3 separate regions of the Mus musculus genome follow, and all the other regions are linked to region 3. A link is a loop called in an ENCODE intact Hi-C map of the cell type or tissue named here. Cell type or tissue: left cerebral cortex. All regions are shown on one strand.

What was found. Hi-C counts contacts between places; a loop is a spot of excess contacts. Peaks named below come from ENCODE experiments on the same cell type or tissue, not always from the same donor. Only the 100,000 strongest peaks of a DNase experiment are listed, where the experiment ranks them.
Region 1: a loop joins it to region 3, with 3 times the contacts of the local background. A loop is called at or near these places in 2 of 42 quality-filtered maps.
Region 2: a loop joins it to region 3, with 9 times the contacts of the local background. A loop is called at or near these places in 2 of 42 quality-filtered maps.

What each region holds. Positions count from the first base shown.
Region 1 is chr14:68,214,438-68,222,437 of GRCm38, reverse strand. No RefSeq gene overlaps it. Among named protein-coding and RNA genes, the nearest start is that of Nefm, 93 kb to the right of the region's middle. In left cerebral cortex, no CTCF peak of the experiment used is centred here; DNase peaks (open chromatin) are centred at 3,106, 3,739, 4,288, 5,543 and 1 more place; H3K27ac peaks cover 1,263 bases.
Region 2 is chr14:68,378,705-68,386,704 of GRCm38, reverse strand. No RefSeq gene overlaps it. Among named protein-coding and RNA genes, the nearest start is that of Gm31227, 55 kb to the left of the region's middle. In left cerebral cortex, no CTCF peak of the experiment used is centred here; DNase peaks (open chromatin) are centred at 2,711, 3,877, 4,213 and 4,731; H3K27ac peaks cover 1,813 bases.
Region 3 is chr14:68,447,867-68,455,866 of GRCm38, reverse strand. The region is part of intron 2 of Gm41190 (a long non-coding RNA gene); the gene reads left to right. All of the region lies in intron 1 of Gm31227 (a long non-coding RNA gene), which reads right to left. Among named protein-coding and RNA genes, the nearest start is that of Gm41190, 9.8 kb to the left of the region's middle. In left cerebral cortex, a CTCF peak has its summit at 4,796; DNase peaks (open chromatin) are centred at 4,330 and 4,867; H3K27ac peaks cover 823 bases.

The DNA of each region.
Region 1 (8,000 bases), 230 kb after region 3:
TGCTAAAGAACCATTAGATTGTATTCCTAAAGCTCCTCAGGTTGACTACCAAGGTTCAACTATCAAAAGTCCCTTGTGGCTCACCCAATTAACATGCCCAATTAATATTAAATACCTCATTCTAACTCAAGCTCTCCCACTTTACCTTCACTGCCATCCACCTATGGTCTATGTCTGTCCCCAGAGACAGTCCTTTGTCCCTCCCTCCTTCAAGGTAAATCCCCCTTTTCTCCCCTCTCCTTTGATCTCTTCTCCTCCCTCTTCCTCTGTCTCCTGTGTTCATCCATTATCTCAGCCTCTATCCCTCTGAACTAAGTAAATGTCCTTTGTGCTGAGAGCTTGGACTTGAGGGTCCTGAGTGGATTCCTTACACTAAGACTCATCCATTACTAAGCTCCTTCTCACCGTGTTGGATCGTGGGTAGAATTCCCTAAGCCTGTAGTATGGCCTTGGCACTGAACTCTTCAGAGCCATGATCATACCTTCTCTTCAGTTTTCTCATGGCAAGATCCTTCATCTTCAAGTCATCCCTCCCAGTAACACACAGGATCCCAAAAAAGATAAATAGCCTAGGTGGGAAGAAATGGCAAATTTTGAATAGACTTTTCCAAATAGGAACTCTTGCTAGCTACTTAAATAGAAATGCAATCAGCATTCTAGATAAGCAATAGAATATAAATTAAGGTTTCCATGAAATGCCATTCCTCACTAGACTGGCAAAGCCTCTGACAGTTGAGAAAATGGGGAGGGGGATGGAGAAATCACTACAGATGCTTCGGAAATGGCTCAGCATCCTCCAGTAGTGATGGACTGACAGATGCTAGTGAGCACTGAGATGTCGATTTCTACCCCAAAAGCATATACCCCAAGGCTCATAATCCAGAGTTAAACCCAACCTTTTTCACAGTCACATAACTCAAAACAGCCCCAAGCTGGAAACCATCCAAAGGACCTAAGCTAGAATCAATACAGACTGTTGTTAAGTATGGATACAAGATTAAGCTCCACGGCAATAAACATATGTGAAGTAGAAATGCACCTAGGAGAATGGAAGAGTATTACAACCATAATGAGCAAGTCACCAAAGAAACGGTGTGCACACACTGTGTGCATTTCAAAAATGAACACATTAGCATGAAAACAATCCAGAGGCAAATTCTGTGACAGATAAACCTGTGGAGACAAGCAGAACTGGATGGCCATCTTTCTTGGGTGAACCTCCCATCTGGCGAAGGGTCTGCTCCAACCAGGGGAGAACAACAAATGTCTACTTGGTATGACTGTTTTATGAGTATTTGCTTTGTGGTTGCTTTTATTACTGTACATACATTTCATACTGTTCTATGTGTATGAAATATTTCTAATGACCAATCTAAATCTGCCACCTTTTAATAAGAATGGAAGATTCGGTTACAGAATTTAGAGAACACCATAATGGCTTTTTATTTTACATTTCTCATGGCACTGGCTCACTTTAAATACTAATTATCTGCTGTTTGAGCTACTGCCTATGCATCTTGATAGCCGTCCACTGATGTAGTCTGACCTTCTGCTTTGTGATTTTGAACAGTCAGCAGGAGGCCTGAAATTGCATCAAGAGAAGGTACATTATGTAATATTGTAAAGTATCAGATAAGATGACAGGGTTGCAAAGCAGCAAAATGTAAATGAGACCCTCTGGATGCGAGGCATGCCTTTAATTGGAGCAAGGATGTCACATAATCGAAGTCACAATGGTCTTGTGGGAAAGTACGGAAGAATCTCTTGCTTTCTTGACTCCCATGATCCTGAGCTGCATGCTGTCCCTTGAATGATTTTCTCACCTTTGAATCCCAGTTCTGAGCAGGTGAGAATACAATTTGGCAAATGAGTTTCGGGGAGAGCATTGCCAAGGTTATTTCTTCTTTGTAGCAAATCCAGTAGCTTGAGGAATGAACACAGCTGAGTCACTATTTGAAAACATACGAAGTATTCAATCCTAAATGAAAACAGTCTAACATCAGAAACCTTACATTCATCCACTGCAGTGCCAGATACCCTTCCTAAAACGGCACTGGGTGGTGGTTGTTAGTTAGTTAGACAGTTAGTTAGTTAATTAGATAGTTAGTTAGTTAGTTAGTTAGTTAGTTAGTTAGTTAGTTAGTTAGTTAGTTAGTTAGGTGCTTGATTTGGGGGGTTGAGTTATATTGTTTTGTTTTGTTTCATTTTATTTAAACCAGCTCTCACATCTCTTTGTGACGACACACTCAAGCTGTATAAATCTGACTTCATGCACAAATGCAGCCAGAGAAAGTGTGTAAAATCTCTCATCCACAAATAAACAGGAAAATGTAGTGTTGACAACAATATACATTTCTGGTGAAATACTCTGTGGATGTGAGACTGCATACCAAAGACAGTGTGGTGACTTGGAAGGCCCTCGCGTAGAGTCCTGAGCCGTTACAGCCTGTGAGATAGTGTACTTGCCACTATCTCTATAGATGCATTCTCTGGCTGGAGAGAAGAGGCAGTTCCCTGCCAATCACGTGTGGAGTGCACAGAAGTGAGATGGAAGAAACAGAAATCATTTAATCATCCTGGGGATACGTTATCAGTAGTCGGGCAAAGCTTTAGAGAAGAGTCTCACAAACTTTGTATTTAGCCAGTGGCACTTCTCATCCCAGCTACTCATAACAGCTCCTCTCACCACATTCACTTATATTGGCCCCTTCATTCCTACCAGTAAAATCTGTAACTCAACTGAGGATTACTTTCTAAGCGGTAACTAAGGAAAACAAGTAAACAAGCAGAACAAAGGTAGAAACATTGAGCCAAACTGAGAGTTCATATTTTCTTCTGTGCAAGTGAACTCGTGCAAAAACAAGGATTTCTTATTGGCTTATTTTAAAGCTTAATGTAAAAACCGCATTGGATTGAGAGCCCTGCTGACTACCCAGCCTATAACATATGCTTTGGTGTTTACTCGACTAACACTGAGGGCTGGCTCATGCCCAAATCTCTCCAGGACCTCCTGTGTCAGCAGCCTTTCAAGATGGACCCAACCAGTCCCAGCAACTGTAGGAGGGGGCAATGTCAAGTTCTTCCCTGAGCAAGGTAACCTGGATCACCACGCTGAGTCGGAATCCACGACCTTGGCCTTGTTAGCTGAGCTCTAACTGGGTGAGGTTATAGGTCCAGATGGCAAGAAGATGTAGAACACGTTGCAGAAGTCACTCTGTACTTTCTGAAAACTAAATGTTTTTGATGACATGTGCTGCCCTTCCCCCCACCAGGTACTCATTGCACGGTTCTACAGAAGCGAAGGGAGGGAGACAGATGGCCAAGCTGGAGGGAAGGGGAAAAAAAAAGAACAAACTTAAAGAGGGGTAAATACTTAAAGGAAAAGGTTAGGATTCTGAGCAGTGCCCAGAAAATGTAAACTATAATAGAAGGATAATAATTCTCAAAGGCTGAGAAACTTCCCCTTACACCTCAGTCATTGCTGCACAAAGCCTGGCTATCCATATGAAATATCTCCTCTTCAATAGAGCACATTACCATCAAAACAAAATATAGCACATGATTAGAGCAGTAAATATTCATGAAACTCCTCCAACCATAAACTATGTTGAAGGCAGAGAAGGTAATGTCTAACGTACGGTCACTTGAGACTATCTAAGCTGTAGGAATCGGGGACAAGGCCACAGGCTGGCTCGGGACACCCACTGCAGCAAAGGTAGAGTTCTTCCCAACCCTGTTACTAAGGAAATTTTCAGAGCCAGTCTATAAATAGCCCCAGCAGAAATGAGGCTCAGCAAGAGAGCTGTGGCCCTGCATGCTGCTGCTGCTGCAGGAGATTCAGCTCAGAACATTTTTTTTCCTTTCCACTTAACTTTTATAGAGAGTCAGAAAGGAAACACACACACACACACACACACACACACACACACACACACACACAGAGGAAAGAACTCTGAAGAAAAAAAAAGCTAGATAAATGCCCAGCTTGGGAGCCCAAGACTGCAATGCCTAAGCTTTACGGGACTCTTCCTTACACTCACACAACTGGGAATATTGCTTTTGATGCTAAGCAGGGTACGGCACCTGATGCCATGCTTCCGGGTTGGTACCTGCAATCTGCTCATCCTGGGTCCATGGAGAGAGGTTGAGTCCACTAATCTAATGTCTTCCCTTGTAACGAACATCCTGATTCCCTTGCATACTCGGCCCCACCTTTACATGTCCTAGGGATATATTTTATCTGACAGTGATTCTATTTCAGCACTCCTTCTCCCACACAGCACCATTTTTGCTTCCATTTCCCAGAATCTCTTGTGTTCTCTTCTGAAGGGGTTCCCACCGAGCCACTTGGGAATACTGATTTAAAGAGATGGAGAGGTCCTGAGGAATGGCTGTTATAGAACTCACTAGACACCATTCCTGCATGAAGTTTTATCAAAGTTGCTTCGTTTAGAAACACCAATCCTGGCAACTGGTAAATATGTGGATAGGGGACGCTCACTGCAGCATCTGCCAGGAAGCCTTGTTCCTTTGAAATGCATGTGCCCCACGGTTCTATGACCTTGTCTTTAAAACTGAAGAAGCATCCCACCAGAGCCTACTTAAGCTTCCCTGATGTCTGCTTTTACTACTTTCTGAAAGCAAAGTCTGGATCCTTCTCTGAACTAATATGCAAAAATCATTGAAAGTAAGTTACACAGGATATAATAAACAGATTATATGGAGATTGACTCTGTAAGAATAATCAATGAAAGCTTTAAAGATTGCCCCCTTAAAAAATATCAAAACATAAGACAAAACTACATTACAGCACCATATAAATATAGACAAGCAAATCAATCATATAGAGAAGAAAATGTGTAGAGGATTATATATTGATTTACATATATGAATATAAATTTAGATGACAATGTGATATTTTAAAGGCATGGAAAAGGCTACTGCAGCCATTATATACATCAAATACCAGTTATATTATTTACCATGTATTTAATATAAAGATAAACTCAATTAAAATATAAAATAATGACTTGAAATATAGAAATTTAATTTTTGAAACTTCATGTATGACAAAAAGAAGAAAACTAAGCAAGTCATATAACCACACACATGCACACACACACACACACAAAACACATATAACTATGCAAATAAATCATTAATATGCTTGACTGTATACATATTAAGTCATCAGTATCCTTGATTATCAGGATTGGTATAAGAGGTTAGAAAAGCCCCACAGAGCCAAAGACAGGCTTAAGGAAGGGCAGGCACTCCAACTAAGGTTCTAGTTTCAACTTCCAAATGGCCTTTCCTCTTGTGCATATGGCTATGGTCCTGATTGTCCCACTAATCATATTATCAACCAAAGGCCACAGACTTTTGTCTTACTTTAGCTCCTAAAACATTCTGGCAAATCAAGCCCAGCTCTTGTCCTGTCTTAGCTTCCTAAGACCCATGAGAAGACATGCCAGCTCATTGCAGCAGAGAAAGCACAATAGAGCTCAGTTTCAGCTGTAGCTCCCAAAAGAGCCTGTGACTCAGCTGCAGCCCACCTGAGCCACCGTTCAGGACCAGTGCCTCTTTACAGTGACTCACACAATGATCCAGTAGGATTTGTCCCTGGGAACCAGGAGAAAACACATCTAGTAGCTTTGAACCTGGCAGCAAGCTCACTATCTATGAATGCTGAAATAGACTATCATCCTACTCTGAAGCCCACAGGCCATGATGGGAGAGACATTTGGTCCTGAGTGATCCAGCCCATTCAGAGACCAAGTAGGAGCCATACACTGAAGCCTCAGGTAACAAGCAAATAAACTATGAACCCAGGAGTCACATGACCCAGTTCAAACTCATTGACCACAACCCTCTGAGCCACTCCCCCATGAGCACAAAGACCCAACAACACAGCGGACTTTTACTCCCCAAAACTAATTCATAAGATGTTTTCCTCTTCATGTGTACAGCCACCAGCAGCACAAGACTAAATAGATAATGAAGAATTAAACAAGCGTGACATCACCAAAGGAAACTAACCATGCTCCAAAGAATCTACAAATTGCCTTAATGCCTTTTCAAAAGTAATCTTAAAGACAGATAAAAATCAACAAAACAAAACAGACATTTAGTCAACTGAGAATAATTAGACAAGCAAGCAGTGGATGAAGAAACCTGCAATTAACAAATAAGTAGGAACATATAGGACAGAAACAAACAGGAGCTCTGCAACTGGAAAATGCCAAAGAGAATTATTTAATGGCAGACCTAAGCATGGAGGTAAAAGATTTACATTTTGCTTTGCTTTGTTCTTGCTGTGATAAACACCATGATTCAAAGCATTTTGAGGGAGAAAAGGGTCTACCTGGCTTGCATGTTCATTATCAAGGGAAAGCAGAGTTGGAACTTGGCTCTGAAGAGATAGAACAACCTCGAAGTTAAAGGATAGAAATGGAGAATTCTCAGCTCATCGCATGTAAACTAACTACAACACTATAGTCATCAAACATTGTGGTAGTGGTGTGGACACAGCCATATTGACTAAAGAAATGAGAACTCAATCCCTGGATTATCCCACCCCAACAAGTCTGTAGTGGGAAAGGAAAGTCTTTCTAACACACAAATGACAAAATTTAGGCCTTGACCCCACAGCTTGTAAAAGTTTACAAGAAGCTGACAACCTCCTTCACTGAAAAGGTAAAAGAATAAGTTCTTAGGAGAAAAATTGGAGCAAAAATCTTCATGATCTTTGAATTTTGGTGGAGGTTACACCATTCACACAGGCAACAAAAGAAGGATAAATCAGACTCAGGGTGCATCTGTGAACGTTATCCAGAGAGTGGAAAGGAGCCTATGACAGGATGAAAATGGCTGTATATAACACTTTTGATAAGCAATTAAAGTCTAGGCTTGGCAACAACTCACAAACTCAAAAGTAAGCATCCAAATCAAAAATAAGCATCGAGGTCTTCAGTAGAGCCCAAGACCTATTACAAAAGGCAGGTTTAACTCCTCCATTGTTGGTGGGATTGCAAGCTTGTACAACCACTCTGGAAATCAGTCTGGCGGTTCCTCAGAAAATTGGACATAGTACTACCGGAGGATCCAGCAATACCTCTCCTGGGCATATATCCAGAAGATGTCCCAACCGTTAAGGACACATGCTCCACTATGTTCATAGCAGCCTTATTTATAATAGCCAGAAGCTGGAAAGAACCCAGATGCCCCTCAACAGAGGAATGGATACAGAAAATGTGGTACATTTACACAATGGAGTACTACTCAGCTATTAAAAAGAATGAATTTATGAAATTCCTAGCCAAATGGATGGACCTGGAGGGCATCATCCTGAGTGAGGTAACACATTCACAAAGGAACTCACACAATATGTACTCACTGATAAGTGGATATTAGCCCCAAAACTTAGGATACACAAGATATAAGATACAATTTGCTAAACGCATGAAACTCAAGAAGAATGAAGACTAAAGTGTGGACACTTTGCCCCTTCCTAGAAATGGGAACAAAACACCCATGGAAGGAGTTACAGAGACAAAATTTGGAGCTGTGACAAAAGGATGGACCATCTAGTGATTGCCATATCCAGGGATCCATCCCATAATCAGCTTCCAAACGCTGACACCATTGCATACACTAGCAAGATTTTGCTGTAAGGACCCAGATATAGCTGTCTCTTGTGAGACTATGCCGGGGCCTAGCAAACACAGAAGTGGATGATCACAGTCAGCTATTGGATGGGTCACACGGCCCCCAATGGAGGAGCTAGAGAAAGAACCCAAGGAGCTAAAGGGAACTGCAACCCTATAGGTGGAACAACAATATGAACTAACCAGTAGCCCGGAGCTCTTGTCTCTAGCTGCATATGTATCAAAAGATGGCCTAGTCAGCCATCACTGGAAAGAGAGGCCCTTTGGACTTGCAAACTTTATATGCCCCAGTACAGGGGAACGCCAGGGCCAAAAAGGGGGAGTGGGTGGGTA
Region 2 (8,000 bases), 69 kb after region 3:
GTATCAGGGTCCTTTCAGTAAAATCTTGCTGGCATATGCAATAGTGTCTGGGTTTGGTGGCTGATTATGGGATGGATCCCCAGGTAGAACAACAATATGAACTAACCAGTACCCCCAGAGCTCGTGTCTCTAGCTGCATATGTAGCAGAAGATGGCCTAGTCGGCCATCATTGGGAAGAGAGGCCCCTTGGTCTTGCAAACTTTATATGCCCCAGTACAGGGGAATGCCAGGGCCAAGAAGTGGGAATGGGTAGGTAGGGGAGCAGGGTAGGGGGGAGGGTATAGGGAACTTTTGGGATAGCATTGGAAATGTAAACAAAGAAAATATCTAATTTTAAAAAAGGCAAAAAAAAGGTATACTCAAAAAAAAAGTTGCCAATAAGCATGTGTGTGTGATGGTTCTAAATTAAAATTTTTAACAAAAAAAAAATTTGTGGGTAGACTATAATTAATTCTCTAGAGAGTGATTTCATGTTTAATAAAAATATTAGCATATAATATCAAAAATTTAAAATTCACCTTTAAATTATATTCAAGTTTTTGAGTTTATTAATGACTTTTCTTTGGAAGAAACTAACTTTGAAGGGATTCAAGCTTTGAGGAGGGAAACATTTTATAACCCTCTCTTTTGCCTATATGAACATTAGCTGCTGGAACAAAAACCACATCTTCACTCATTTGGGGAAAAGGTAAGAAGACAATGCTCTAGGTTCTCTGCATCCCAGCGGAGGTGGGAGCGTTGCCCTGGAGTTATTCATCATCAGCTACCAACAGCCTTGTGGCACACGCTTCACACCTGTACTTCTGAAAGCATCAACTTTATTCACAAGCTGTCCTCTTGTGCACTAAACAAAAGGAATATTTTAATGAATACCACAGAGTCACAGAGCCAGGCTGCCATGCGCAGTCACAGAGCATCAGTGCATTAAAGAAACGATGGCTCCTGTGAGCTTCTGGTACTAAGTAGGTCAACAAGATCGGAAGTGTTTAAACTCTCCTCTGTGTTCCATGATGTCTTTGGAGGGGAGTGAGCCAGCAGTGTGTAGGGATAGCCTGCAATTCAGACTTAACACAACCAAATGGCTTTCTCTAAGACCTCTCCCAAGCAGCCTGAAAACCAGAGTTCTTCTCCATGATTCTATTTTCAAAGGTAAAAGTCATATACAACATCCTAGATCTTAAAATATGTTTACGATAGAATGGAGATAATACAGTTTGAGAGTTAATAGGCCTGGATCCTAAACCAGTCATCCCACCCTATGTGGCTTCAAAAACTGTCACGGGACCTCAGCTATTTCATTTTTTTATTAGTAGTTGAATGAAGTGAATGCTGTTGCTTTTTGCTGACTCTCAAGACTGATGAAAAAGTAAAATAAAAGAACACTGCAAATGCAGGGTGCATTTGGGGGCATTGTTTTTATTTTTGGCTTTAGTATTGTTTTGGTTTTTGACCTTTCAACATTACATCTCTGTATACTATTTTTTCCACATTTGGAAATAGGAGGACTTTTTTAAAACAGTGAATTTTTGAATGTATGGCATTTTAAAACAAAACAAAACAAAAACAACAAAATAACATTTTTAATTTGCCAATAGACAGTTATGACTATGATCTTGACTGCCAAAGACAGCTGTGACAAATGAGGAGTTTTAATTCTACAGTGAACTTTTAAATAGAAGCTAAATAAATGCTTGCTGCTTTTTTTTTTTTCCTACATGGAAACAAGGCAGGAGACTGACTCCTGTCTGGGTAGCCATCCTGCCCTGGGCCCTGAAAGAGGGAAAAACAAACAGAGTGAGTTCAGTTTGGCTTAGGGGGCTGCTCATTTTTCTTTTAGTTATTTACACATGTACACGTGTGTGTGTGTGTGTGTGTGTGTTCCCACATGTGTATGTGGGGGCCTTTGGAAACTAAAGGATTGGTTGTTTCTGATCCCCTGGAGCTAGAATTGTAAGTAGTGTGACCCACCTACCTACCTTGGGTGCTGAGAACCAAACACCAGTCCTTTATAGAAGTAGCAACTGCTCTTAACTACTGAGCTGACTTTCCAGCCTCTGAGATTGGGCATCTTCATGCTGAAAAATAGAGTCAGCATCTCCTCTTACATCTGCTACTCCACAAATCAGAAATTGTTTGGGCATGGGGAAAGTGTCTCGTTCATTCTCTTTGTTTTATAATATTGGACTTTATAGAGACAGAAATGGTAATGTTAATAAATGTGCATTTTCTATGTCTATTTCCATGGGATATTGATAACCATCCCTCATTGTGTGGATACAGGAAGTACTCGACTGTATTATGAGCATTCTAATGATGGCTACAATTGGCCAAGCGATGAAGAATGAATCCTGAGAGAGCTAAGCCAACAACAGTCATGTCTAGAAAACAGTGAAACCACGACTTAAACTTGGTCTGTCTGGCATCAGATACTTCAAGTAGCCTGTCCCTGCACCTGCCTCTCTGTGCAAGCTGTGAAAGTGAAGTAAGTGTTTTTCCATGACAATAGTACCAGCACCACCTTAGGCCTTACCATTGGCTGTCAAACATTGTCTAGCATTGTCTATGACATCCTCTGACTATTTTACTCCTTAGGTATCTCTGCAACCTGACCCAGTTTCAGACTGCTGTCTTCTCATTTCTGGCCCTTTCACACTCATTTCATAATCTATGCTTCAAGATATCACTGAAACTGTGATTTCTCTCTTTCTCTCAGGAGACATAATGCCGATACACGTGCTAGAATATTCTTTTGTTCAACTGCGGAATGACTCGACATCTGCTATTTTATGAAAATACTATGTAGTTTTATTCTCTGTGAAACAAGCCCCATGTTTCTAGGAGAACTTAGGAAAACAGAGGTGAAACAAGGGAATAAAACTGATCCTTAGACAGGCTGCTTCAGTTGTGTAGCCGTGGTCTAATTAATGCTCTTTTCTGTGCACACTTGACTTGCTACCCACAACCTAGTCAATGGCCTTTGCACATGACTATAGTCTCAGTGCGCCGGAAGCCGAGAAAGGTGTACCTCTATGAATTTTAGGCCAGCTTGGGCAACACAGTAAAGCCTTGTCTTTAAAGCAATATGTAATGCATATGGTTTGTGAATTCTCAAACTATGTATTGTTGTATCCATGGTCCATTTATGCATGAGGTATGTTTGCTTTTATTGATCTAGCTACAGAATTAATTCTCTATATGGGTCATACACAACACAGAGACATACACATAGACAAACACACAAGAGAGACTTATTTATTTATGTCTATGTGTTAATCTATATGTACCATGCTTGTATAGAGGCCTTCAAAGGTCAGAAGGCAGCCTTAGGTGCTATAGAACTAGAGTTACAGATGACTTGAACAGCCTTATGTCGATGCTGGGAACCAAATCTCAGTCCTCTACAAGAACAGTCAGTGCTGGTAGCCACTGAGTCCCCTCTCCAGCTTATTTTTAAAATCAATGTTATACCATGCGTCTCTTTCCATTACATGAAATGTTCTGTAAATATAAATTTAGCTAAATATATCCTTTTTTGCTTACCATATCAAAGTTAATTTAAGCAATCCTTTCTCAGTAAATATTCCTTTTTAACTTGCAATTTAATTGTCAACATGATGAAGAAAACACCTTTGAACTAAATACATATATCCATGTCATTGTTTCTCTAAAACAATTTCTAGGTTTTGTCCTCCCTTGCTTTGTAGTGTTTCACAGAAGGAAAGGAGACCCATTTGTTTTACTCTGCCAAGTCAACACAGTCAACGCAGATGGGGTCTTCTCTCTAACCTACACCCTATGCTACTCACAGGTCTCTGCCCTTCTCCCTAAACAATGTGATTGCCCACCCTACTGCAGCAGACCAGTCAAACACTCATGTGCAGTTTGCACATTCAAAAATGAATAAAGCCATTTTTTTTTCAAATGAGAACTAGGGATGCTTATCTTAGGGAAACTGTCATTTCGATAGTGTGGTTGTGTTTTGGAATCATCCCTGCATTTAAATTTTTAATTTGCAAAATGCAAGAGGGAGCTTGACACATGCTCTCTAAGTTCCCAGGGTCTAGCCATGAAGTATATTAGCCTTTCTAATGGGCTCAGCAACTTTAAGGGAAAGAAAAATGCATCTATCGATTTGGCTCAGCTGTCTCAATTTGGGAGCTGTCCCAGTAATCTCATTATTGTGGTATGTATGCTTTTATTCCCTCTGCTCCAGAATTGGGTCTATATAGAGAGCCGGGAGCTGCATTCTCAGCAGGACCTCAAGGTATCAAATGCACCCAGGAGCTCTCGCCTACCCATTTTCATTAGAATGAGGCACAAATGACAAATCATTCCTTGGCCCACACATTACTTTAGGTCCATTCCTTTATATAACTCTCATCCTACATTAATGCATGATTTTTTTTGTTATTGCCAAACTTAGGCATTCAATAAACTTTGATTTGGAAAGAGATTTGGATATATCCAAGCAGACTCTTCTCTTGTCTGGCTGTTTTTGTGCAGTCCCTGGAATGTCCTTGAGCATCCTTCCTAAACACAAAGAAAGCTGCAATTGTGGGAAAAGATATCAGAAATCTTAATATCCTTGCTTCCACAGAAATTAACTCTACAATGAGTGCAACCGCCTTTGCTTTTTCATGCAATTCCTTTACATACTTCACTTCTCTGCAAGGAAAGGAATATGCTCGTGTGCAGGAAGCGTGGCTCGCTAGAGTCTCCAATTCACCCCCACTCGCCATATGCAGCGCATAAATTTATAATGTGTTAAGCTCCAAGAACAGCTGATGATGAATTTCAGCTTCCCAAAACCTAGGTTTAATTCGACCTAGACTCTCTGTCCCCTCACATCAGCTCTCTGTGTTAGGAAAGTACTTTTATGACTAGTCAAATATCTTCTGCTACACAGAGTTTAAGGGCTGCTCTTAGGGAGAATGGAAATCTGTGCCAGTAAGAGTGTGAGAGACACTAATGAAGTGTGCTGGTCTCCGCCCCCTTTTTTTCTTCCATTACCCTTAAAGGTCATGGGCTTTTAGAATGGAAGTTTCTCAGATGGCCACAGTCTATGATATTCAAATATAATATTGGGCTATAAAGTAAAATTTAAAAACAAAGATTTGTCCCTACACTGTTATCTTTTTGCTTTCTAGTTTCTCAAGCAGAAACTCTATTCAATTTCCTTCCATTTTGCTTGAGGCAAAATGAGCATATTTAATCTCGTGCAACTAAAATTAAAGCAATTTGAAAGGAGGAAGAGATAATCAGAATTAACTACCTCATTTTATAGAAAGAAACAAAGGACGTTCGTGTCATACAACTAGATAATAATGTCTGTCCCTTCAGTGTTTTCCACAATAAACAAAAGGGATGTTCCCGTCATTCGTAGCTGCAGAGAGCCTAGTTACCTGTGCAAGTTATCTTCATGTCCTAAAAGCATCAGACTGAAAAGATGGGCATTACTTATCCAACAAAGGAGGATTTGTTTATTTATACAAAAATCCATGACTTCCACCCAAATGACGTTCTGGAAAAGGTGGAACTCGGGAGACAGCGAAAGCTTACTGGCTGCCATAGATTAGAGATGAAGAGGAGCAGGCAGAACACAGGAGAGCTTTAGGGCGGTCTTGCTATTCTAGGTAATACTGTCATGGTGAATCCATGTCATTTTGGATTTGTCAGAAATCCATAAAATATACAATACCAACAGTGAGTCTTGGTAGTTTACCCTTTGGTCCTTCGGTGGTAGGAGTATAAGTCCATCAGTTGCAAGCATGTAACACTCTGGCACATTGACTGGTGTGTGTGTGTGTGTGTGTGTGTGTGTGTGTGTGTGTGTGTGTGTGTGTGTGTGTGTGTGCAGTGTGTCCATGGACAGGGATTATGATATATGATAAACCTCCATCTTACTCCTTAATTCTACTGTGAACCTAAACTTTCTCTTTAAAACATTTTTTTAAATTCTCACTAGCCGGGCAACAGTGGCACATGCCTTTAATCCTAGCACTTGGAAGGCAGATACAGGCAGATCTCTGAGTTCAAGGCCAGCCTGGTCTGTAGAGTGAGTTCCAGGACAGCCAGGGTTACACAGAAAAACCTTGTCTTGAAAATCCCCAAATAAATAAAATTCTTGTAGTGAAATATATAGTAAAGCCTGGCTTTGAGTGAAATATTTGAGCAAAGACTTTGCTATGTTTGGGTTAATCAGTAGAGAATGAGAAATTGTTTGGAGATTATGACTAGCCAGAATCAAAAGAGACTGAGAATTATGTGGATTGTCTGTTCTTACAGGCAGGAAAAACAAGATAACTGGTAGTTGGAAACTTTCCCAGCCCAATTAACCTGGTATAATGTTTGAATAAAGCAACTGGGGTGAGCTAGCCAGGTGTCAGTCTTTCCAAGAAGGGTGAACCACTCTGTTCCTTCAGAAAATGAAGGCTTAGCATCTTAGTGAGCTTCCCACTCTACTGTGGCACCTACAACCAACATCAATTAATAGTTTCTCACTAATATGTCAAGTCAGAATAAAGGCCTCGACTGGCTACCTGCCTATTAAATAAGAAAGGAATCTACATGATCACTAGCTCCAGGGGTGAATTATGCACACAAGTAGGGGATTCAAGAGAATACTCCACAGTCAGCTAATGGATGGATCACAGGGCTCCCAATGGAGGAGCTAGAGAAAGTACCCAAGGAGCTAAAGGGATCTGCAACCCTATAGGTGAAACAACATTATGAACTAACCAGTACCCCGGAGCTCTTGACTCTAGCTGCATATGTATCAAAAGATGGCCTAGTCGGCCATCACTGGAAAGAGAGGCCCATAGGACATGCAAACTTTATATGCCCCAGTACAGGGGAACGCCAGGGCCAAAAAGGGGGAGTGGGTGGGTAGGGGAGTGGGGGTGGGTGGGTATGGGGGACTTTTGGTATAGCATTGGAAATGTAAATGAGCTAAATACCTAATAAAAAATGGAAAAAAATACTCAGTGGCACACTGTTGAGAACCTGGGATCTTAAAATGAATGGAAGAACCCGGGAGTTCACTAAGATACCTTAAAGGACTTTTAAAAAGAGATCAAGGGGCTTCCTAAAATAGTACCATTTTGAGTAAAAACATCCCAGCCACTTTCATTCCTAAGATATCACCAAATGACCAGAGGGACAAGTAGTTGTGAAGGACACCGGGCGTCAGCACTGTAAGTGTAAACACACTGCTGTTCACACACTATAAAACGGGAACTCACAGTCTACTGAATGCAACACAAATAGGACCCCGGTGTCCAGACACACCAGGGGCTGACTCACACCTGCTCGCCTTAGGAAAACAAAATAATCTCCAGTGTACTAACGTAAGACAAACCAACAGAGCAGTGCTCACAGATCCCAAATTACACGGTCAAATAAAGGTCTAAATGTTACCATGTGCTCTGAACCAACACTGAGTGAGCCCTGGGAGATGTTTGCTGCAGGAAACACAGAAAATGAAGTCTAAGCCTTGGTTCTCACATCCTTTCCATTAGACTTTAGACTAATTATTCCTTATACGCTTTTTATTTCCTTAAGTGTAAAATCATGACAGCGATGACCCTTACTCGGTAGGTTTGTGAAAAGGAAAGCAAGAGACAATATACATAAGACCTAAGTTATTGTCCTAAAGAGACTAGACAACCATCTTTTGAGGACCATAGCATCAGAGCCTTTCTCTCAGTATCAAAAAACAGAAACACAAAACAAGTATGCCAAGGACTGGCCTCAGCTTAGAGAAGAGTTCTGAGGGAAGGGGTATTTGAGGGTGGTGAAAAAAAAAATGACTCAAAGTCAAATTGTGGGTCTAAGCTGACAACCTATCGTCTGCTCGAGACAGCTTTCCAGGTTGATCTCTCTGTGTTCTGCTTTCTCTGGAGATCTCCAGACAGCTCTATTTTCTGCTCGAGATAGTGCTCCAAGCAGTTCTCTCTTGCTATTCTAAAAAAATTCTCTGGATAGCTCATCTCTTGCAGAT
Region 3 (8,000 bases):
TACAAGGGTTAAAGTACTAGAAACTGTATTAAAGCTCCATGGAAAATAAGCAGCCAATGAAAAACTCTTCTGATGAGGTAATGCCTAATGACTGAGCTACAATTCGTTGAGTCTGAGATTCCTATCTCCAGGAGTTAGAGGACAAGTTTCTCTGCAACCAGGAAAAAAAACTGGATAGGCTCCAATTGCTTATATAAGATATTTTATGATCACTCAATAAAAGCAAGTCCCTATGCAACTTGCCAATAGCCTCCTTAAATTATTTCCCAACGACACTCAAATATAAACTTGACTGCAATGAGTACTGGTTGTTCCAGAAGAAAAACTACAGAAGAAAAGATGAAAAATAAAGTTAAATTCTCAATAATTACATTTGAATACTCTGATGGGGAAATATTTAACTATAGTAACACTTTAGTCAACTCAGTTAGCTGTCTAACTTTCACCCCTATTTGGTGTTGAGGCCATGTGTGTATGTGTGTGTGTGTGTGTGTGTGTGTGTGTGTGTGTGTGTGTGTGTGTGTGAGTGTGATGGGTTGGCTTCTTTAGTTTCTTTCCTCTTTAAGACATTACATTCCTTTGATGACAAAGACAAAGCAATCAGATCTATCATCTTCATAGGGTGTGCATGAAAGACATCTAGTTAAATACTGTGTGTATATGAACTCTGAAAGTTTTAAATTTCTGCCTCGATTTTCAATTTACCTGTTTTTTGAGGGGAGGTGACACTAATAATGACTTATTTCTGAAGCAATGTTAGCAGCCTTTAGAAGCGACCATGGAAAGTCTCTTTTGCTAGAAACAATGCTTCTACATTGAAACATCCCCAGAGCTGAGAAGGCATTCTGTCTTACTGCTAGGGAGAAATATGCAAGGTTTCTTTAGGTAGAGCACTATGGGAGCCAAACTGCCTCAAGGCTTAATTATCTAGTTCAAATATTGCTGTTAAGTTCATGAAATATAAACAGGCAGTCTTTCACTGAGAATTTTAGCTTCCATCTTCCAGCCTGGTAGCCTTAGAAATATGCAGCGTTCAACTATCTAATCACACAAATCAAATCAGTCCTAGCCTCCTGCTATCTTGGCAAGAAGACAATGAGTTTGATTCTTCATTTGAGAGGCCATGCTTATTATAAATCTTCCAATACTTAAAAGCAAATGTCTAGGAGTCTTACTAACTCCTAGCTTATAAACGCAATACGACTGTTCATGTTTCTTGTTGAATCAAAAGTCCTTCAACTTCCTCTCTTCCTACTCAACTCCAAATCTATCAAAAAGTCCCATACTACAGTCTTAACAAAGATCTAAAATCTGGACTCTTTCTCACCATTTCATCTGCTTTTGTTTTGGTCAAGTTTGCTTCTATCTATTCCCCAACAGAAGCAATAGCATCCTTTCTATTCTCTTTGCTTCTTCTTCTGCTCCTGTAGAGTCTACTGTTCACACAGAAATTAGAGTGATTCTTCTGCAGTTGTGAGCTATCACCCTTTTACTCCAAACTCTCTCCTGGCTGCAATCAAGAAAAAAAGCCAGAGAACGTAACTTGAGATACTATGTAATATGATGCTGACATGGCCTGCACAGTCCTCACCACTTCCTCTCCTACTATTTCCTATATCTGCAACTCAAGACACATAGGCTATCTCACCTCTCCCCATCCCTTCATATGCTCCTATTTTTAAAGCCTTCACATTGTGCACCTTCAATTCTCAGACTGAATAGAGCAGACCCATGGCATACACTGGGACTTCTTGCCTTCACAATCAGTTGATCAAATATCCATACTAAATTTCTCACCTCTACCTCTAACTCTACTATTATGTTTCCCTGGAAGCTTGTGAGTAATAACTTAGAAGCAAGTATTGTTACATTCAATATAAAGCCAATCTCTCCTGATTTTATGTGTGAACATGAGTGTACTACTAGGATAATTTTGAAAATATCATCTGTTACACTGACTGTACACAGTCAAGTTCCTACATATGAGTAATCTAGTCTCCAGGAACAAATCAACTAGTTACTCATATAGATGGCATATATATATATATATATATATGTTTGATTATAGGTATTTAGAATTTTTTAAATTCTCAAAAAATAATCAGTCCACCTTTCAAACTCCACATTTATGGGACATGGGAGAATTCTCTGTGGGAATATCTGTTAAAGAGAAGTTATTCAGATTCCTATTAAGGATGTTCTAGAAGGGGAAAAAGGGATGCCTTTCCCAAAACAAAGAAAAGACAGGTAAGTATTGAGTAGCAGCAGAAAAGAGTCAAAAGACCAGAGGGATCCTGGCTAACCTGAATTAACAAGATTCTTGCTAAAACTGGACCTAGTTAAGCTTAGACAGTGCACAGGACCCAGACTATGCCTGAAAGATGACTCAGAGAAGGTTGACTAAAGCTTGGTGAAAGACATAATCTTTATCTTATTAAAAAGTGTCAGAAGACTTCACTTGAAATATATTTGTCTCCAAGTATCAAAAATCAAATATGAATCATCCACTATTTAATGAAAAAACAGGCACCTGCTGGCCTTCCTCCAGACGCTACCCTAAATGCAGAAGAAATAAACTCAAGTGGCTTGATCCTGACTGGGGAGTGTGGGGAGACCAAGCAGCAGGTTAATAATTGCAGTCATTAACATTAACAGAGTCATAAGACACACTGTAGAGAGAATTAATGCTCGCCAAAGAACAGAGCTATCGTGAGAACAGAAAGCTTAGAGGTGGACAGTTTTCTTCAGCACCTCTATGTTAAGTACATGCAGCTAGTGCAGTTTTAAAAAGGCTCTCATGTCTGATAAGACAACAGCGACATTGACCACTATAAGGAGAATAAAGAAATTTACTGTAGATTTCAGATAAGAGGGGTCCAGAGTAGTTGGCTTTGAATATGGTGAGGAATTTAGCAAGGCTGGTGTTCAGATCTTTGTGTGGGTTTGTGGGAACAGTAGGAGGTAGATATTGAGACAGGAATTTGCAATAATTGTAAAAGAGACAAGAGTTTAAATCACTGGAGAAGAAAAGACAACACAGCAAGTACACCGGGCAAGAACACAAATTCTGTTAAGGTGCAAGCAAGCCCAAGGAAAAGCACAGAGTCCATGGGGGAGATTAGGTTTTGTTATGCAAACTCAGCTGTTTCTAAGGAGAATGGATTAAGTTAATGAGATATGCAAATTTGCTAAATTACTCTGCAAATTAGAGAGAAAAGAATTCAAGTCAGTTTTTGTTTTTAAAATAAGAGGGGAAGCCTCAAGGTGGCTCAGCTGGTAAAGGTGGCTGAGCTAAGCCTCAGGCCCTGAGTTCGATTTCCAGGACCCACAGTGTGGAAGGAAGGGTTCCTACAAGCTGCCTTCTGACTTTCACAGGCATGTTATGGCATGCAGGTACCAACACACAAATAAATAATGTATAATAATAAATGAGTTAGAAATGAATAGGTGTGAGATTATAAAAGAATTGAAATCAGAGACAGCCTTGGAGGGAAATTAGAAAAATATTCCAAAAAAGGAAATTTGAAGTTGTAGAAGTTCAAGATTCATTAATGTTTTCTTTGTGGCTCTATCAGCCTGGCATAGGGTAGAGGCGTGGTCAGTTCTCAAGAAGCAATTCATTTCTACTTTGAGTTATTCGGTGCAGTTAAAAGACAATCTTTATCAGATACACTAGACCAGGACATGGGAAATTAGATTTCAAGAATGGACACAAAAATTGTCTGGAGGATTCCCCGTATCCCTAGGGGCAGGAAGGCTCCAGTCGGCCTCTGTTACATAGTACAGACAGGCACCAAGGAGGCACGTGGACAAAACACATTAGAATCCAGCTAGCTAGGCTCCTAGGCAAGTCATCAATGTTTACCCACATGTTGACATGCACACATATGCCTCTGCAGTTACACATCCTATTCAAAATCAGAGTGATGGTCCCATTGAGATGCTCCTTGTGAACCATCTTTCCTGTCTCCACGTCACTACTCTTCTACATTTATTGTCATGTTTAGACACAAGATGTTGCTTTGCTGTATGTGCCCAAATGCTACAGAAAATGATAGCTTTGATTTTATAAGTCTTTTGCGATGGCTGAGTCATTGCAAGAAGATAAGGGAAGCTTAAAAATATTTTCATGGTATACATAAAAATAAATCAGTAGGGCTTTTTCTATTTAAAAAAAAAAATCAATATTGCAGAGCAGACCTTTTGTGCATTCTGCAGGCTGCTGCTATCAAATTTTCATGTAGCCTTGTGAGTCCCAGGGGAAGCTCTGATTCATGCTGCAGATACTGCAGAGATGTGGGTGTGGTTTCCAATACAGAGGCTAGCTGCCTATGAATATTCATAGACACATTCTAGGTAAAATCCTCTAATGGTTTTCTGGGAACAGTGAAAATAGCAACAGTAAATTGCAAGCTAACCAGATACAAGCAGTTAAGGCTGGCAGGATGCTGCCGACTCCTCTAAAAATGGATCTAAGCAACTGCCAGACCCCAAACCTTCACCACAGAGAAAGTCACTCCTGAATTAATCTCCTTCCAAATAAGAAAAAATGTTATCAAAAAGAAGGGGTAAGAAATAAGAACGGAGGGAGACAGAACCTAACGAGCCCACCTCCAGTGGATGGATACACAGGGTCCTCAGTGGAGGCATGGGGACACTAACCCACCTTCAAAATTTTTGACCCAGAATTGTTCCTGACTAAAATACAACCATCTCTAATGAGATCTGAAGCCCCCTTCTGGTGTGTCTGAAGACAGTGACAGTGTAGTCACATAAATAAAGTAAATAAATAAATCTTAAAAATAAAATGTGATTTAAAAAACTGCAGGGACAAAAGTGAAGCAGAGACTGAAGGAATGACTGAACAGTACCGGACCGACTTGGAATCCATCCCATGGGCAGGCATTAAACCCTGACGTTATTGCTGATGCTATGTTGTACTTGCAGACAGGAGCTTAGCATGGCTGTCGTCTGAGAGGCTCTACCAGAAGCTGAGAGAGACAGGTGCAGATTCTTACAGTCAAGCATCGGACTGAGGTTGGAGACCCCTGTGGAAGAGTTAGGGGAAGGATTGAAGGAGATAAAAGGGATGGCAACCCCATAGGGAGAGCAACAGTGTCAATTAACCTGGACCCCTGGGAGCTCCCAGAGGCTGAGTCACCAACCAAAGAACATACACTGGCTGGTCCAGGGCCTCAGGCACATAGGTAGCAGGGGACTGACCTGTCTGGCCTCCATGGGAGAAGATGCTCCTAATCCTGTAGAAACTTGATTCCCTAGAGAAGGGGGATGGGGGAAGTAACCTCTCAGATGCAAAGGGGTGGTGGAGAGCTCTGGGAGGGGGGAACCAGGAGGCAGGGCAAAAAAGAAAAAATCATGTAATGATCAAACAATGCTCAAACATGGTGTCTGAAACTGGTTATTTCTAGATTCCCAGGAAGAATTTTGAAACTCTGATAGTCTCAAACTTCCTTTGCATATGATTTAGTTTCACAAAATTGTACACTTACAAGTGCCTTAAATTTTATCTCAATAACGAGCTGACCTTTGTACAAATTGGGCAAAGACATTATTACATAAAGAAAGCCAAAAGACACTCAAATTCCAAATCTAAAATTTACAACCACTGATAGTATGAGCTAATGATTTATCTACGGCCTAAATAAATTTATTCACACCAATTTATATTTGTTGAGGTTTCATATGTTGCTCGGTGATAGAGTAATTACAATACCCTGTTTGTCACTTCATGGAGCTGGTTCTTTCTTTCCACTTTTTCCTGGGTTCCTGGGATTGAACTCAGGCTGCCAGGCTTTTGCAGCAATCACCTTTGCCCTCTGTGCCCTATCACAGGCCCTGGAGGACAGGTTTTTGAACAGGAAAGAGAAGTAATACTAAATCGGATATGCATTAATAGATGGCAGGGTAATCTAAGCACGAGAAGCAAGGAATGTCACCTTTCCCAGTGGCGGGGGAACTACTTACTTCAAAATAGTAAAGGTGGGTTCTTCCATCATTACTGATGGGCTAGAAGTAAACCTCAAAAACTACTACCATTGTTAGCATTTTAATAATATTACTTCCTGGATAAAAAGTCTAATTGATGATGTTATTTCACTCATTTAAGACAGAAAAGTTTCTCGTTGACTAATTAAGATAGCCAAGAATTATATTCCACATGAGACACATCAAAATAGTATGTTTAGGCAAGCATACACCAATTAAGAGAAATGTTTTAGAAGCAGCCATCAAGAGCTTGGGGCAGATGCTATAAACCCTTGTCCCTCAAGCCTTCTGTAGCCCACATCCTTCTGAGCATTTGCAGGTAGGATTTACTCAAGCCTTCTGTGCTCATATGGGGGCATCTGTTTTGTGTAGAACTGGTCCCATAAGTTGTCTCACTAGGGGTAAGATTATACTGTGTTGTAAAAGACCACAGTATTTCTACAATTGTATCATTTAGAATCATGTTGTTTTAGAACAAATTTCTATGCCCTAGTTCAGGGCTAGCTGAGCAGTATGAATGGCTGAGCTTAGGATACTCAGGTGTACCAACCTCCTTGGTCTCTACAAGCTCTGTGATGTAACACTGGCCACTTAACTCCCTGACTGTTAGTCACTTCCTTCATACACTTCTTGGGCACCCGGTCTTATTATATAGCTAAGGCTGGCCTGGAACTCCCCTGGCTCTTTCTCTAGAACTTCAGTGATAAAATTACATAGATTGTTTGCATGCTGAGAGGGTTAAATAAGAAAATAAATAAATGTGGCTAGAGACTCCAAACATCTTAAGTTATTTTCCTGAATGTTGGTTCTGAATATGTCCCATGTCTTTGTCTCCTAAGACAAAGACAAATGTGATAACACAGGATTCAACCCTTATGTGATGACTGAAGAAGGCTATAGGGAAATGAAAATAAATGTGTCAAATATCCAATGGCTTAGTGAGGAGACAGACATGTCAGTACAGCCAATATAGAAAGAGTCAGTCCCACCAGGGTAGTCCAGACAAGTGATCTGTGACTTGGATGACAAGATTTCAGGTAGGTCACAGAGGCATAACATCTGTGAAATTGTCCTATAGGAATCAGGGAGACAGTGAAAATTAAAAATTTCAGTAGCAATAAATTAAGGTACGGGAAGGTATGAGGAAGGCCAGGTGGATACCTAAGCAACGGAAGCAAATATCTCATGGCATTTCCCTAGCCATATTCAATTTTAATTAACAATTTTTCTTTTATTTTCTTTTTGGTACTGAGAATCAAATTTGGAGGCTCTCACGTGTTTGGATAATGTCCTACGTTTGAATTGTCTCCCCAAGCATGTTTTTAAAGTATTTATTTTCAGATGGGCTCTATGCTACTCAGGCTGGCCTTGAACTTGTGATCATTGTTCCCTAGCCCTCCCACTCCCAACTCTAGAAAGCCAGAATGAGTAGTCTGTGATAGCAAACTTGTCTGTTAATCGCCTTCTCTAAAGCAGAGGTGTGCTAGGAGAATACGGTCCAAAGAATCAACTAAACGGGGCTCACAGGGTCTCACAGGGTCTCACAGAGGCTCACAGGGGCTCACAGAGACAAGTAGCAACCCTGAAGCCTGTGTGTCTTTGCACTAGGTTTTCTGCCTATATGCTATGGTTATTAGCTTGGGGGTTTTGTAGTGGGAATGAGTGTGCCTCCAGCTCTTTTGTCTGCTCTTGGGACCCCTTTTTCTCCTACTGGGGTTCCAATTCCAATCTTGATATGAGAGCTTGTGCCTAGTCTTACTGTATTTTGTTATGCCTTGTCCAGTTGATATGCCTGCTGTTTTCTGAAGTTTAACAGAGGAGCAGAGGATCTGGGGGAGAGGAAAGACATAGGTCAGAGTGGCAGGGATGAGTGGAAGGAAAGGAAAGTGACTGCTGCTGGGATGCATTGTATGAGAGAAGAATAAATAAAAAGGAAAAAAAGCAGAGAGCATGCAAGGATGTGGAGCCACCGTGTCCCCTTGACCAGCAGATGC